2 separate regions of the Homo sapiens genome follow, and region 2 is linked to region 1. Evidence: chromatin loops called from intact Hi-C (ENCODE). Cell type or tissue: Caco-2. All regions are shown on one strand.

Evidence for each region. Hi-C counts contacts between places; a loop is a spot of excess contacts. Peaks named below come from ENCODE experiments on the same cell type or tissue, not always from the same donor. Only the 100,000 strongest peaks of a DNase experiment are listed, where the experiment ranks them.
Region 2: it touches region 1 in a loop (12-fold over the local background); 1 of 110 quality-filtered maps calls a loop at or near these places.

Annotation. Positions count from the first base shown.
Region 1 is chr14:62,689,547-62,694,546 of GRCh38, reverse strand. No RefSeq gene overlaps it. Among named protein-coding and RNA genes, the nearest start is that of KCNH5, 350 kb to the left of the region's middle. RefSeq lists a silencer at 2,082-2,376 and an enhancer at 2,082-2,376. In Caco-2, no CTCF peak of the experiment used is centred here; DNase peaks (open chromatin) are centred at 326 and 2,136.
Region 2 is chr14:62,418,897-62,423,896 of GRCh38, reverse strand. All of the region lies in intron 1 of LOC105370529 (a long non-coding RNA gene), which reads right to left. Among named protein-coding and RNA genes, the nearest start is that of LINC00644, 280 kb to the right of the region's middle. In Caco-2, no CTCF peak of the experiment used is centred here; a DNase peak (open chromatin) is centred at 2,838.

The DNA of each region.
Region 1 (5,000 bases):
GTTTAATAGCTCCCTACAGTGTTTAGAAGTGTGCACTATACCCAGTATAGCTACTACTATTAAAAGTCTTGAAAGAATGCTTAGAGTAGTTCAAGTCTATTTCTTTAAGACTCACTCCTGTTTTGAAAAGCTTCAGTACAGCTAAGTCATGCAGGAGGATATATCTATCACTTGGTATTCTCTTTGCATTCAAAATGAGTGAGACATCATAAAACACTTCCAACTCCCTGACAATGTGTATTATGTGGCCTAGAACACCATGTGATGCCTTGATATGTTTGTGCGTCACCGGGCCCCAAAGACCTAACCATAAGTTCCCTTGTTCTTGCTAGATGTGTCCCCTTGACCCCCAGTGAAAAAGGCTTCCACCTGGCTAGTTTCCCTATTAGTCAGACCAGCTGCACTCCACCAGTCTGCAACCTAACAGGCTTTCATTTTCTTGCCATCCAACAAATTTCTTCAAACAATCCAATCACATCCTCCTGTGGGAACCAGGGGTTATCTCACCCCCTTGTTACTACAAAGTGTGCCTCACCATGGCCTCTGATTGTTCTGAGTCCAACCCCAGTGTGGCCCTACATGGTATGGGATGTTCTTCTCCTCTGGGCTGTGAGTATATGTGACCAACAAATTGCTATTTCATCTGCCCAGGGTTTGGTGTTTGGCCATCTTGTATTATTTAGGGTGGGGGACTCCTCCCTCACCGACGGGGTGAACAGGAGGCCACTAGAACAGAATGATAATTCACTTTATTCAGGAGAATTTTAGTGTCCATCAACTAATACTGCTCAACAAAAATTAGCACATTATGGCTGTTCTCACTTTGATGGTTTAATTAAGTGAGGGTCTCTGTATATCATAAGGCTTTGTAGTCAAACGTGGTGATACTCTGTGTATAAATTTTGGATTTTGTCTTTTGCTGTGATTTCATAATAAAGGTGATTGGTTTAGCTTGGACCTGCATCAGCCAGGTAGTAAAAATGAATCTCTTTTTAAATCCAGTTTGAATGCTTAGATCAAATGTGTTTTCCTCTTTCACCGTTCTTAATGGTGGAGTTCGTTGATGCAATAAAAGTGAAATAATGACACTTTGCTTTTTGCAAATGTCTTCACTTTTCAAGATACTTTGCATTTTCAAGGTATCAATAGCTTTACAGTTATCTGGACAGTTCAACAGTGAAGGAAATGATACTTTTTCAAAGTTTCTATACAATCTTTTCACTACTCCAAAGAGTTTGAAATGATCGTGTAGATCAGTAGTTCTCAACTGGGGCCAGTGTTGCTCTTAGGGGATAGTTGGCAATTTGTGGGAGTGTTTTGGGTTGTCTAATTAGGGCGACAGTGCTTCTGGCATCTAGTTGATAGGGACAAGTGATGCTGCTAAACATCCTACAATGAATAGAATAACTCTCATAATGAAGGTATTATCCCATCCCAAATGCCCAAAGTGCTGAGGTTGAGATTCCCTGATTTAGACCACACGGCATGCTGCTTGCTCTTTTCAAATTACACAAACCATTATGTGAATGATTTGACCCACAATTCAGCCACAGTCAGAAGTTGGCTTATTCAGAAAGTAACTCATGAGAACATTCCTAGAAATAGTGCAAAGCACCACAGTAGAGGCTGGGGGTTAGGGCACGGCAGATCCATGCTCATCCTTTCAGTCTGTATATAATCTCTACATCCCACAGTCCCTTTGTGCCTGTCTGAATAGAGCAGAACCATATTCTGCCATGACAAAGCAAAAATTCCCAGTCCAATGCTATAACTTTCAGTTCAGAATAGACTTTACAGAACATTTGTGTCTTTTTCATTTGATATTTAAGTATTCATACACAGATACTAGCTTCTTTCATGTGAAATTTGTAATTTAAAAAATGGATTAGTTTTTATTTTGGAAGAAGAATCTGCTCAACAATCAAATAACTCTTTTAACTGTCTGTCAAGTTATAAATGAGCCTAGTTTTGATACTATCCAGTTTATTATAGCTTAAATTGTAGGGGATCTAACAAATGTTGGTAAAAATGTCTTCTGTGGGCTCATTAGTATCATTTTTAAATGGAGGCTCCGCGGCTTCATTGAGCTGAATTCCTGCCCTGCCTTGCCCTCTTTCCTTTCTTATGTGTACACAGCTCTGACTCACTCATTACACAACCTTTGGAAAGAGAGTATGTGCTTAGAGGCAGAGATATGGGCTTGCCTGTGCACGTCAGTGCAAAAACTCATTGAGAATCCTGCTTAGGTTTATGTTTCCATTACCACTATTATTGCAGATCTGACTGAATGTGATGGCTTCTACATAATTACACACACATACACCTCATTCATGTAAATGAAATAAGCTTATGAGGCAAGTAATCATCTTAACTTGATAGCCACCACTCTTATTTCTTTGAGAATTAGGTGATATTTCTAGACTCTAGGAATCTTGCTTCCCTTAGTCCTGACAGTGAGCCACACTTTGTTTACAAATGAATTATGTCTGGTATTTGTACATTGGCACCAGTGAGATCTATTGGAGAAGTTTCATTGTGAAACTTTATTGCTTCTTAATTAATAACTTTATTATAGTTTAACTAGCATACATTTATTCACTATAAATCTATAATACTATGGGTTTAGTAAATTCATATAGGTGTGCAACCATCACCATGATCCAGTTCTAGAATGTTTCTGTTACCCCAAGCTGGTCCCTCATGCCCATTGTCAGTCCTCGCTACCCTCCCAAGCCTCAGGCAGTCCTCTTGTGCTTTCTCTTTCCTTAGATTTGCCATTAACAGACCTTTCACTTAAATAGAATCATACAATACACAGGCTTTGGTGCCAAACTTCTTTCTCTTAAACCATGCTTTGGAAGTAAATCCATGTTGTTGAATGTGTCAGCAGTTCATTTTTATTGCTGAGTATTTCAATACACAGTTATACCCCACTTTGTCTAGTTACCAATTGATAGACATTTAGATTATTTCTAATTTTTTTTTTTTGCTTTATAAATAATGCCTGTGTAGGTATATGTTTTCATTTGCCATGGGCGGATATGTAGGAGTAAAATTACTGGGACCTTTGGTAGATGTGTGTTTAAGTTTTAAAGAAAATACCAAACTATTTTCTCAAGTGACTGTACTATTTCACATTCCTTCTAACAACACATACGATGGTTCCAGTTTCTCCGCATCCTTGCTAACACGTAGTATTATCAGCCTTTCTGATTAGTTACATTTTAGTGGGTCTATAGTGGTATCTCCTGTGGTTTAAATGTGTATTTTCCTGATGATTAATGATCTTAAGCATCTTTATTTGTGCCCTTTCTATATCATCTTCTTTGGTGAAAGGTGTATTGGAATATATTGTATTGAGACAATGTTTACATCTCTCACCTTCTTTTTGCCTCTCGTTGCCACTATTTTTCAGTCCCAATAGGTTGACAATTAATTGATTTCTGAGCTATAAGACTAGGCACTTCTCAGATATTTTAGTGAATTATTGGGAAGGGGGATCAGAGGCATTAGCACTTTTGGGAGGTATTGCTTGAAATTACAAAGCTTCCTTCACTGCTTAATATGTCTGACTATTTCAAGGAACCCATTTACACTATTTCTTAATAGGTGCTGCAAAGCAGTTTGGTGCCAAAGATTTTAATCTCAAAAGATTTTATTTATCCCAATGAGAGATTTGAGATTTTATTAATCTCAAAAGCTGATTTTGAAAAGAATTCAGGAGGAATTTTGCATTCCTATTCTGAACTGTTCTTATAGTTGTCTAGTATTCATCCATTCATGCAGGTAATAAATGCTAGATTAAACTATAAAAATCTTTAAAAGTAAAGCACCTTAAAAATTATAGTTGCACATCTAGGCAAGATCTATTCCTTGCAATTCAGGCAACTCAGTATCTTGGGCTGGTTTACTTTTCAAGCTCTCAGTCAGACCCTTTATTTCATGGAAAAGTTATTTAGTCAGGGTTCTATCCATTAGTTTCTCCAGCAGGCTTTGCTTTTCTTTGGTGCATTGTTTTTTAAGTTAAACTAAAATAAGAAGATTTTTCTGGTGAAAAATCCTGTAAAGCAGGTGATATGGCTATACAATAATATTCTGTTTTAAAAAATTATAGTTTGTTTCACAAGCTTAAGAATTATAATAACATGGAATTTAAAAGTCTTTGTTGCTTTGTGTTGTAAACTCATTCTGGAAAAGTTGAGGAAAGTATACTATTATTTTTCTTTTGACTTGTTGGCTAATGGTCATTTTTCCAGAATGACTTGATGTGAAAGAGCATGAACTATTCCAAGCAAAGCAGAATTGTTCACAGTTGGAGAGATTCAATATCTCTCCAAACCAAGTCTTTTGGCTTACATTTCCCTGCAACACCTCAAGCCACGGTGAAGCTTTGAAAGAAGATGCCCATTGAAAAGTGTTTCACAATTCTAGGACCTCAGACTATACTGCTTCTAAATACACTGGTTCTGTGCCTGTAAAGTGCAGATTGGGCTCCCACTAATTTACAAAATTAAATCCCATTCTCACTCTACTGATCCCGTAAGCTGATTCTGTGAAGGCCAAGGCCACATTTCCTGGATACCCTTGTTTCTCCAGGATCTAACAAAGAGCCACATGTGTAGAATGTAATCAGTCATTGTTGACTAAACAAATGTTGAATGTTATCTTAACATTGTTAAATGTCAACATCATAAAATGGTGAATGAATATCTTAATACCTCACTGTCTGACTCTTAGAGAGACTACCTTCTACTCAGTATTTTCAGGTTTCTTCAGATTTGTTCCTTTTGGTTCAAAGGTTAAAATGAAGAGATCACTACTGTATATTCTGGTATGATGCTAATAACATTTTAGAATATGTGGAATTACCAATATACAACTATATCATTTTAGTTTTCCTGTAATTTTTCAAATGTATGTTATTTTACAGACATGCATTAGATTCATACTACATAAAACTACTACGCCTTAAAAGGGAGCGTTACAGAGGCATACGGGAG
Region 2 (5,000 bases), 270 kb after region 1:
CTGATAATTCTAATATTTCTTTTTTTGTTTGTGTTTTTTGGTTTATAATTTTACTTTAAGTTCTGGGATACATGTGCAGAGCATGCAGGTTTGTTACATAGGTATACATGTGCCATGGTGGTTTGCTGCACCTGTCAACCGGTCATCTAGGTTTTAAGCCCCGTGTGCATTAGGTGTTTGTCTTAATGCTCTCCCCCTCCTTGCCCCCCATCCCCTGACAGGCCCTGGTGTGTGATGTTCCCCTCCCTTTGTCCATGAGTTCTCACTGTTCAACTCCCACTTATGAGTAAGAACATGTGGTGTTTGGTTTTCTGTTCCTGTGTTTGCTGAATTTACAAGAAAAAAATAACCCCATCAAAAAGTGGGTGAAGGTTAACAGACATTTCTTAAGAGAAGACATTTATGTGGCCAACAAACATATGAAAAAAGCTCATCATCATTGGTCATTAGAGAAATGCAAATCAAAACCACAATAAGATACCATCTCACACCAGTTAGAATGGCAATCATTAAAAAGTCAGGAAACAACAGATGCTGGTGAGGCTGTGGAGAAATAGGAATACTTTACACTGTTGGTGGGAGGGTAAATTAGTCCAACCATTGTGGAAGACAGTGTGGCGATTGCTCAAGGACCTAGAACCAGAAATACCATTTGACCCAGCAATTCCATTACTGGGTATATACCCAAAAGATTATAAATCATTCTACTATAAAGACTCATGCACACATATGTTTACTGCAGTAGTATTTACAATAGCAAAGACTTGGAACCAACCCAAATGCCCATCAGTGATAGACTGGATAATTCCAATTATTTCTAATCTCTATGTTACCTTTGTCTGTTTTTCTTTTCTTATATTTTTGCACCTGTTATCTTGTCTTCTCATGTGCCTAGTTATTTTTAACGAATCATTAAAGGCTGCATTTGAAAAGTTATTTGTAGAAATAATTTGAATTATAAAATGATAATATTTTCTGACAGGGATTATTTTTCATTTGCCTCAGTCAGATGCGTGGGGAACTAACAGTTCAGGATCATCTTTATATATGTTAAAGTCTTAAGATTTTCTAGGGAACCCAGATGATATGAAGCAGGGCTTGTATACCATCCTAGGGTTTGTTTATTTCTAGTCTGCCCTTATGTTTAAATGAAAGATCTTAAAGCCAAACGAAGGATATTTTCTAGAATCTGTACCATTGTTGAGTCCCAGATACTGGGTTTTGTCTCCCTATCCAATTGAGGGTCACCAGAAGTATGGCCTAGTGTCTCAGCCTGTGTATTATGCATTGATAAGTGACCCCAGGGTAAAAGCTGTCCAAGTATTTTACTGACCCTTCTAGGTTCTCATCCTCTGCTCTGATCATATTGTTAGTATTTTGACATATTTTGGAAAATATTTCAATTTTCCCCTCCAAAATGATAAGTTGCTTTCAATAGCAAGTTTACCTAAGCCAACATTGCTGGAAGTGGAGGCCCCATGATATTTTAATTCTAGAAAACCAGAATACACTAGTAACATTTGAAAAAGAAGGAAATATGTGGTTTGACAATATGGGAGAAACATGTTTATATATTTCAATTTAAAGTTGAAGGGCTACTATGGATAAAAATAGTCTACGCTTCTTCTAAACGGCTTCAGAAGCTAGAACAAAGAAAAAAATCAGGCCACATTTCAAGAAAATAATTTTAGAATAATACATGTTCATTGTTAAACTGTTTATCTGGGAAAGTTTGCTTTAAGAGCCAGTGAGCTTCCTAACACTGGATAGATCCCATTAGTGATTAAAAAACCATCTGTCAAGGACCCATATCTAAGATATGGATTGGACTAGTGACCTCCAGGGTCCCTAATGTGTAAGATTCCAAGGTTATTTAATTCCAGGAGGGAATTGGAGATGACCTCTGGGTTATGTCTGTAGATAACAAAACAGTAAATTATTTTATAAGGAATAGCTCATTTTAGGCTTGGACTTCAAGGAGATAATTTTTTAAGATTCCCTTCTTGTGCTGTCTCTGATTGAAATGTCTCACAAGCATAGTTCTAGCAATTAAATGTATTCTTTCTCTGCTCTGTGAGCATTAATTTTCATGTATATTTGTTACAGCTCAAGACCTGAGATAATGCCCTGTAAACAGGGAGTAGCTGTTAGCACATTAATTAGGGTTCTCTTTATGGTACTATTGAGAAAGATAATTATTTGTTAGATTAAATCCTGTGCCCTAGGAACTCCAGTTTTTCATGTTGAGTTAGATACTCCATTACAACTACAAACTAAAATTCATATACAGGCTCATTTGCACACACTTTCTATATTTAGGTACTGTCTTTCTTAGTTTAAGACACAAATAACTGTTAAGTAATGAAAGGACCATAAATTCATCCTAAGTAGCGAATCATTGGTTTGGCAATAGGAGTGTAAATATGACCCAGGTTAACAAATTTTCTAAGAGCTACTGTTCAATGTGTAAGTGCTTAAAAACAAATTTCATTTTCTTTTCAAGTCTATACAAGCCAGAGCTTATTCTAAATTGTCTCAATATTCCCAAATGCTGATATCAAAAATAGAGAAAATGAAAGTTTATTTCCTCAATTAGAATGCACATAATGAAATATTATGCCCTGCAGTTATCTTAATGGGCAGAATCATCCTGAGAGAATTCTGATCTCTTTATGCAATCTGTGCTTCTGTTGATACATATGTTAATTTCATATCACTCTGTGCTTTTATTAATAAGAAAATAAGCTGCTGAGACCTGAGTTCCCTTGGACAGATTTACATGGGTAAACAGAGAAGAGAGTTTCAGGTTGCCATTCAGCTTTCCAGGAATGTAGTCGGGCATTACAGAGTTGCAAGTTATTTGTGTAGTGCATTCCTCTAGATAAAGTGTTACCAGCTTCAATGGTAACATATTGCTAGTTTTGTCCAGCTCTATTGGTGATATGCTGCTCACTAGCAGATCTACAAGACACATCCCTTCCCAATCTTTACTTCTTTTCCTTTTTTGTTGTTTTGTTTTGTTTTTCTAGTAAGAAAGACTTCTTCCCAAGTGCTATGGATAGCTTCATCCTTGTCCAACAGGAAGAATAAATCTTCTGGATGGCAGACTACAATCTTTCTGGATGTCTGACTACTGTAGCCAATCAAACAAAGCTCAGTAGCTATCACAGCAAACAATGGAACTAGGAGGGACTGAAGGAGAAACAAGAAAAAGAAAATATTTGTAGGCATTGCAGATACACTAAAGTCCTTGTAGCCAATGACTCTCTAAGAGAGGAAGACAAAAATAACAAAAAAGTTATCATTTGTTAGTTATCTAATATTTTGTTTTATGCTAGGCATTCTACCAGGTTAATTTAAAAGCAATCTTTTAAACTTTGGATCAGTTTTCAAATTGGGTAATAATATCCCCATCTTATAGAGAAGAAAACTAAGGTCTAGAAAGATTAAATGATGTTGCCAATCACACAACTAGATAGTGACAGGGCTGGCATCTGAACTCAGCTCCTTCCTACTTGGAATTCCATCGATTAATTTCTGCTTCAATTGCTCCTCATATTTCATTCTATACAAATACTAGGGATATAAAAGAGAGAGTGAGAGCTGAAAATCTAGCTATGAACAACCAATTTAAAAAACCTCATTTATCAACTGTGTTATTGAGGTCATAATGAGACTCTTCTTAGGAATATTGTAAAGAAACAAAGTGCAAGAGAAGCAGACTCATTACATAGATAAAAATAAGAACAACCACTAATACACTCTGATTTTAAGAATCACTGCCCTCCCATAGGGCTCCCGTTTCTACCTTTCTAGATGGAAATTTACCAATTGTAGACTTCCCAGCATTCCTTTAAGTTTAGGGAATTCTCTATCTCATGAAACTTGTAGAAGACACAGCCTACTTCTTACCACAGAAGCTGCCAAAGTTTCTCACTTTGCCAGCCCTTTCTGCAGCTAGTGCTTGAGCACTAAACTTGGGCTCAGATATGGGTACATCCTGCTAGCATTTTAATATGGAATTCGTAACTTAGAAACAGTGGTAATGAAGAATTATTTTCTGCTGTCATGACTGGGTAGAGACATCTAATGGCTGGGGCAGTCATAGAAGACATGTCTGCAGTAGCATCCAGGGATAGTAGGACAGGAGGTGGCAAGCTGTGATCTGTACCAGAGCAGCAGTGGCTTCATTGGACTGACACTCTGGTATAGCCTTGGCAAAGGGTTGGAATGCTATCTACCTCATTTCCTTTCTGCCTGTTTTCTTATCCTCTGTGTCCACTGTTCCTGATGATCCAAGGAGCCATGCAATATTCTAGCCATACATTTCCCTTGGTTTAAATCAGTCGGTTGTATTTATATAGCCAGGAACAAATAATCTTAACTAATACACTCACCATGAGCCTATTAAGTTTGTCAAATTTTGCTTGTGATTTGATTTTACCAAGAAGTCCTAATTACTGACCAATGTCTTAATTAAAAGCAGTAATCTTTGCCAACCCATGGAAGTGTTAGTGTATGAAACTACCTAGCAGCAATGAAGCAGGTCAAAAACGGGACAAGAACTGAGTGCAATGTGTGTATTGTCCGGGAAAAAGAAACCAAAGTATGGCTAGTCCAAGAAAGGAGAGAGAACCACAATAACATCAAGATTTTAATAATATCTCACATTTTATGGCAGACCTAAGTCTTAATATGGCAGGTCCTCAATTCTGGAAAGTTGTACTCCCACCACAAAAAAACATAGTTATTGGGGAGAAAGGAATCATTATCATCAATGCCATCTCCATTAATTGAACATTTTTGAAGCAATCATCTGAACATTTGTTATTTGTGCTTACAATGATTCTTTGAGGAAATACTATTACCATAATTTTACAGATATGGAAACTGAAGTTTAGGAAGGTCAAAACTTGTACAAGCCACTCAGCTGGTAACAAGTGGAGGTGGGAGGTGAACCCAGGCAGTAAAAACCATTACAACTTTATTACTTTTTCCTT